Linked DNA regions of Homo sapiens: region 1 is linked to region 2. The links are chromatin contacts, found by Hi-C or POLR2A ChIA-PET in ENCODE. All regions are on one chromosome and are shown on one strand. The core of a region is the stretch at or near the end of the contact, and the rest is flanking DNA. Distances in the headings are between cores, read along the strand shown. Region 1 overlaps BICD2 (BICD cargo adaptor 2). Region 2 overlaps FGD3 (FYVE, RhoGEF and PH domain containing 3).

What was found. A loop is a pair of places that touch in the nucleus more often than their neighbours do. ChIA-PET counts read pairs that join two places held with the same protein, here RNA polymerase II (POLR2A). Pooled maps may share reads with other maps.
Region 1: a loop to region 2 is called in a map with no recorded cell type, with 2.0 times the contacts of the local background. The contact joins two enhancer-like sites. A Hi-C loop is called at or near these places in 2 of 168 maps with a recorded cell type or tissue (CD4-positive, alpha-beta memory T cell and OCI-LY7), 3 of 37 single-sample maps with no recorded cell type and 6 of 50 pooled maps. POLR2A ChIA-PET finds 5 or more read pairs at or near these places in 1 of 52 experiments (BJ).

What each region holds. Positions count from the first base shown.
Region 1 is chr9:92,714,625-92,717,390 of GRCh38, reverse strand. BICD2 (BICD cargo adaptor 2) reads left to right here. Exons shown (of 7, transcript NM_001003800.2): 7 at 1,928-2,766. The coding sequence ends at 2,237. Among named protein-coding and RNA genes, the nearest start is that of IPPK, 46 kb to the right of the region's middle. RefSeq lists an enhancer at 1-128. Within about 2 kb of position 1,455, at least 7 of the 41 ENCODE cell types and tissues checked have a DNase peak (open chromatin) inside an H3K27ac peak, as active enhancers do.
Region 2 is chr9:92,967,736-92,970,521 of GRCh38, reverse strand. The region is part of intron 1 of FGD3 (FYVE, RhoGEF and PH domain containing 3); the gene reads right to left. Among named protein-coding and RNA genes, the nearest start is that of FGD3, 22 kb to the right of the region's middle. RefSeq lists an enhancer at 1-317. Within about 2 kb of position 1,346, at least 8 of the 41 ENCODE cell types and tissues checked have a DNase peak (open chromatin) inside an H3K27ac peak, as active enhancers do.

The DNA.
Region 1 (2,766 bases), core at 206-2,705, 250 kb after region 2:
GAGCCTGGTTCTGTGGCGCCGGTTCCATTTTGCTGTGAATGAAACCGCAGCAGGCCCAGGCTTGTCTCTGCTTTGCATATATGGAGACTGAGGGCAGAAGGGCTGAGGAGAGCAGATCCTGGAGTGGATGGGCCAGAGTTGCATAGCTTCAGGGGATGCTTGGGCTCCCACCCCTTGAATCCAACATTTACAGGGACTTAACTTGGGGCCAACAGGTGACAGAGGAGTCCTGGCCTTTCCTCTCATGAGGTATTTGCCCCCAAGAACTTGGCCATATGGCACAAGTGTGTATTTATGTTTGTAGATTCAGAAGGAAGATTATCCTCCTGGCTGGAGCAGGTCACTGCTGGGGTCCACAGTTCGGGTCCCACCTCTGTGCATAGCCCTGTACCTCTGCGTCATTGTGACCGCTGGGTACTCACCTCCCATCCTCTACTTTGCCAATCTGGGGAGGGTGAGGAGAGGGCCGGGGCTTGGAGGAGACCAGCTTTCTTTCTTCCTCTGTGGAGGGCTCTTAGTAATGGGCTCTGAGGTGGGCTGCCCCTGGTGGGTGCACACCCCTCCCTGGCTGGGACTCAGACCCCAAGGCTGGGAATCGAGGCTCCCTAAGTGTTCACAGGCCTCTGTGGGGCAGGTCCTGGTTTCAGCATCTTCCCAGGTGCCCCCTGACAGGTACCGCTGTCTTTCACTTTCCAAAGATGGGTAGCGCCACCTGCTGGGTCATGTTGGGATAGCACCATGGGGTCAGCCCTGCATGGGGGACAGCCAGGCCCACCATGGGCCCAGCAGATAACCTAGATGTTTCCTTTTTATGGGTGAGCAAGCTGAGGATCTGAGCTGGACAGGGTGGGAACTGCATGCACATAGGGCCTGCTTCTCTCAAGCCTGGTGCCGTGCACTCCCAGTTTCTCAGTATCCCTGCAGGACGTGCCAGAGCAGGGTACAGACAAGGAAGAGTCCCAGGATTTCTCTGGAAGCGTCCTGTCTTCCTGGGGCTTGGGGAAAAAATCCCACAGTTTCTCAGTATCTGGCATGTAAACCCTACCTTTTAAAATTTGTTTTATTTAAAAACTTTTCAGATGGAGCCAAGATTTTGAATCTGCAGGGATCACAGCTCTGTGTGCCCTCAAAAGGGTGGGCAGCAGAGTCCTTGGAGAGGGTGCTATCCAAGGGCCGGCTCCTGGCAGGTGGGGACAGGCAGAGTAGGGTGCGTGTGGGCAGGGTGGGGCTGTGCTCAGTGCCTGCACAGCCTCACCGCCCTGGGAGCCCTGGGATTTAACCCGCCCTTTGTCTCTACCAAGCCCCACCCATATGGGACATGTGGAAGAAGGGCATCCAGGGACAGACCACACCCTCCCACAGCTCCGCACCCGGGTTTCAGGATGAAGCTGTTGATGGCGTCCACACACGTGGTTCCTTGGCTCTGGTCAGTGCTCAGCACAGACTGACGAAGCATCGACCTTGGGAACAAGCCCAGTCCTGCTTAGATTTACATCCACACCCTAGAAGCCATGGCTTCTCCATGTCTTGATGCCCCAGGCCACCTCGAGGCCTTTAAGCGGGGAGAGCGCCTCCTAGAAGAAGCCCAGTCGCTGAGGGGCATAGCCTGTTTGTAAGCACTACATGCAGCTGAAAGAGCAAAGCAGCCCCTCCCCCACAAAACCACAAAACTCAAGCCAGCCTCATAGGGCTGCCCTGCCTGGGCCCAAGCCTCCCTCTCACCCTTATCAGGGATTTGTCCAAGCAAAGCCTGTGCTAAAATAAGCCAGAATAATTCTTCCCCAGCCACACCCTCCAGTCCAGAGGCCACATTGAAGGATGGCTCTGGTATAGGGCTGTCAGAGGGCCGTGCAGCTTAGCCCTGCCCTGCCCTGCCCTCCTCTGCTCGGCTCTGCCCGCCCCTCAGTCATGTTTTTGGTACCCACAGGTGTGACGAGTACATTACACAGCTGGATGAGATGCAGCGGCAGCTGGCGGCTGCTGAGGACGAGAAGAAGACGCTGAACTCGCTGCTGCGCATGGCCATCCAGCAGAAGCTGGCGCTGACCCAGCGGCTGGAGCTGCTCGAGCTGGACCATGAGCAGACCCGGCGTGGCCGTGCCAAAGCCGCCCCGAAGACCAAGCCAGCCACACCGAGCGTAAGTCACACCTGTGCCTGTGCCAGCGACAGGGCCGAGGGCACCGGGCTGGCCAACCAGGTGTTCTGCAGCGAGAAGCACAGCATTTACTGTGATTAGGGGCTGTGGGGCGCCGCACGCTGCAGCTAACATCTGCTTCACCTCAACTAACCCAGCAGCAGCGGGACGGCGGTGCTAGGTCAATCTTAACGTGACTAATGCACAGAGGGTAGGAGTCTAGCCGAGGCGCCATGGGGCGTTGCATCAGCAGGACACTTGTGAGAGCTTTGTGTCGCTTCTCACTCCTCAAAGCCCCCTCAGGAGCACCCAGTCCTCAGCTGCTCTCTTAGGTGGGGGTCAGAGGTGGGGATAGAGCTGCACATTCTTGCAGCAGATGTGTGATGAAAGCATCTTCTAAGCCCTGCGCACCCGTGGGGAAACCCAAGGGAGGAGTCCTGGTCCTGCTCCCTCAGCACCCAAAAGGGGCAGAACCTGAGTTGAGACTTGCATGTTCCTCGCATGTGTCTAATGTCAGCACTAGAAAGCAGTTTTAGGAGGTTCCAGCCTGCAGCATAGGTACGACCTCAGAGGATGGCTTTGCACTTGGCATAGTTTCATGGAAAGGAGTACGTTGTAGTTTATGCAGTAT
Region 2 (2,786 bases), core at 97-2,596:
GTGAACCAATGAGAGTTCCTGATGAACAATGGTCACCACCCCCTCTCCTGATTCATCCTTTCTTTTCTTTAAACACTTGAGCCTCTCTTTTGTTCTCCAGACATTCCTTGAGGCAACTTGGAAGTGTCTCCCTGGCTGCAGTCCTCAACCTTGTGCTTGAATAAACTCTCTTTAGACTATATTCTGATTCTCTTGATTATTTTAGGTTGACAATGCATACACACATATAAGGCAAGTACACCCATGCACACCCATGCCCAGGGTCAGTGCTGAGCCCTTTCTCACATTCGCAGGGGACGTTTCTGTCCTTCATATGAGGACGCCGAGGCTCAGAGAGGCTGGCCCTGGGACACAGGTGCTGGAAGCCCCCGGGCTTGGGTCACTCTGGTCCGCCCAGGGCTATGCCTATGTTTCCACAGGGGCATTGAGGAAGCCGAGGTCAGTTCTCTGTATGCAGCCACCTCAGCTTTCCCTTTAAGAAGCCCTGAGCCGCCTGAGGTGAGCAAGGCTGGAGCTGCTGACCCAGATGAGCCGTGCCCACTGTGGACTCAGCCAGGGAACAGGTCCCAGACACTCAGGGCTGCCACCTTGTAGCACGAGGAAATCCACAAACCTGAAGAAATTTAGAATGCCCCAGAATCCAGGGTGTCCTAGAACTGTTCATGTGTCTCCATCACAGCAGCCAGTGAGCAGGGGGATGAAGTGCTCTGGCCCCCGCCCCGTGTCCCTCCACAGTGCAGCGGTCCCCCAGATAGGCAGGGCTGGTCCCACAGATGGGCCACCAGTCTGCCTACCACCCAGCTCTATCTGCCACCAGATGTCCCTTCCCGGGAGGCCGTGCGGGAGTCCCCCCCCATCTGAAAGAAACCCACCACGGCACCTGTCCACTGTGCTGCCTGGAACCTAGTAGGCAGGGACCTCCCTTGTCCTGTCGCTGGAGTGGCCCAGTGGCCCCCGGCACACAGGAGGCTCCATAACAATGGCATGTTATGTAGGGGGAGCAACAAACGCGTTAGTGGTGGTTTTTAAACTGCCCGTATATTCTTTGATGCCACTTCAATCTAAAAGCGGACTCTGACATCCCTCCCCTAAATACAGAGCCCCTAAGAGACTCGCTGTAACTAGAGAGGGCAGCATGTGGGAGGCCAGGTCAGGAGGGAAGACAGCTCTGGGCTCTCACACTTGGAAGCCAGCACCTCACTGTGAGGGAGGCTTAGCCACTCAGAGAGGCATGCGGGGGCATCCCCGCCGACAGCAGGTGGCAGCCAGGCCTGAAGCCTTTGGGGGAAGCCTTATGCAATGGGTCCCAGCCCTGTGGGCAAGAGCCGCCCGCTGCACCCGGGTGGCCCAGAATCATGAGGGATGATGACGACAAGATCTCCCTTGTGGGTTACCCTGTGATAGAGAATCCAGGCAATACTGTAAGTGCCTCTAGGTGATACAATAAACCATGTGAACTGCCTATATCCGCTGGTCCCCATATGGCTTCTCACTGGCTTAACTTTGGTGCCTTGAGGTCCCAAACCCACTGAGGCCACCCACAGTGAGCAAGGCCCAGGGCACCCTGGCCATGCCCAGATGTAATGCCCAATGGCAGTCAATTAAAGCCACCAGGCTGGGCGCAGTGGCTTACACCTGCAATCCCAGCACTTTGGGAGGCTAAGGCACTTTGGCAGACCTCCACCTGAGGTCAGGAGTTCGAGACCAGCCTGATGAATATGGTGAAACCCCATCTCTACTAAAAATACAAAAATTAGCCAGGCGTGATGGCTTGCATCTGTAGTCCCAGCTATTCTGGAGGCTGAGACAGGAGAATTGCTTGTACCCATGAGGCGGAGGTTGCAGTGAGGAGATCACACCACTGCACTCCAGCCTGGGCCACAGAGTGAGACTCCGTGTCAAAAAAAAAAAAAAGAAAGAAAGAAAAAAGAAAAGAAAACAAAAATTAAAGCCACCTTGTGACCTAGCGGTGCCTGGAAGCCCAGAGTAATTACCTTGGGGTCTCAGCCTGGGAAATGCCCTGTCTGCTGTGGGAGTGGATGGAGGAGGGGTCTCCATCATCTCTGCTGAGAACTCAGTGAGGTGCTACATGCTCCTGAATTGGGATGGGGGTCAGAGGGGCCTCGGAGAGGGCAGGAAGTGAGGGCAAGCTGAGCAGGGAGAAGAGGAGGCAGATCAACGCAGCACCTCCCCGTTTGTAGTCATGCCATGAGCAGACACTCACAAATATGGCTCACACCGCCACCTTAACAAGTTACTTCTACTGTTTAAGACTGTATGAGTCTTCATGACCCATAGCCCTGGCATGACGCTGTGACTGTGGACTGGGAGAAGAGGCTGGACAGCCTGGAATCGGGGGCTGGTGGGCGGGGGGTATCTACCTCTCCCAAGGATGCGGCAGCTTTTCTTAGGGCAGCCACATTTAAACCAACACCAGTTTCCCATGTGAGTCCATCTAGTCAAGAATGTTTCTCCCAAAAGGTTTGAAAGCAGGGTCTTAAACAGGTACTTGTACACCCACATACATAGCAGCATTCCCTACAACAGCCAAAGGGTGGAAGCCCCTCAAGTGTCCATCCCTAGAAACCTGGATAAAGAAAAGGTGGCCTCTCCATAGAACAGAATCATGTTCAGCCTTAAACAGAAGGAGGCCGGGCGCAGTGGCTCATGCCTGTAATCCCAGCATCTTGGGAGGCCGAGGCGGGCGGATCACGAGGTCAAGAGATTGAGACCAGCCTGGTCAACATGATGAAACCCTGTCTCTACTAAAAATACAAAAATTAGCT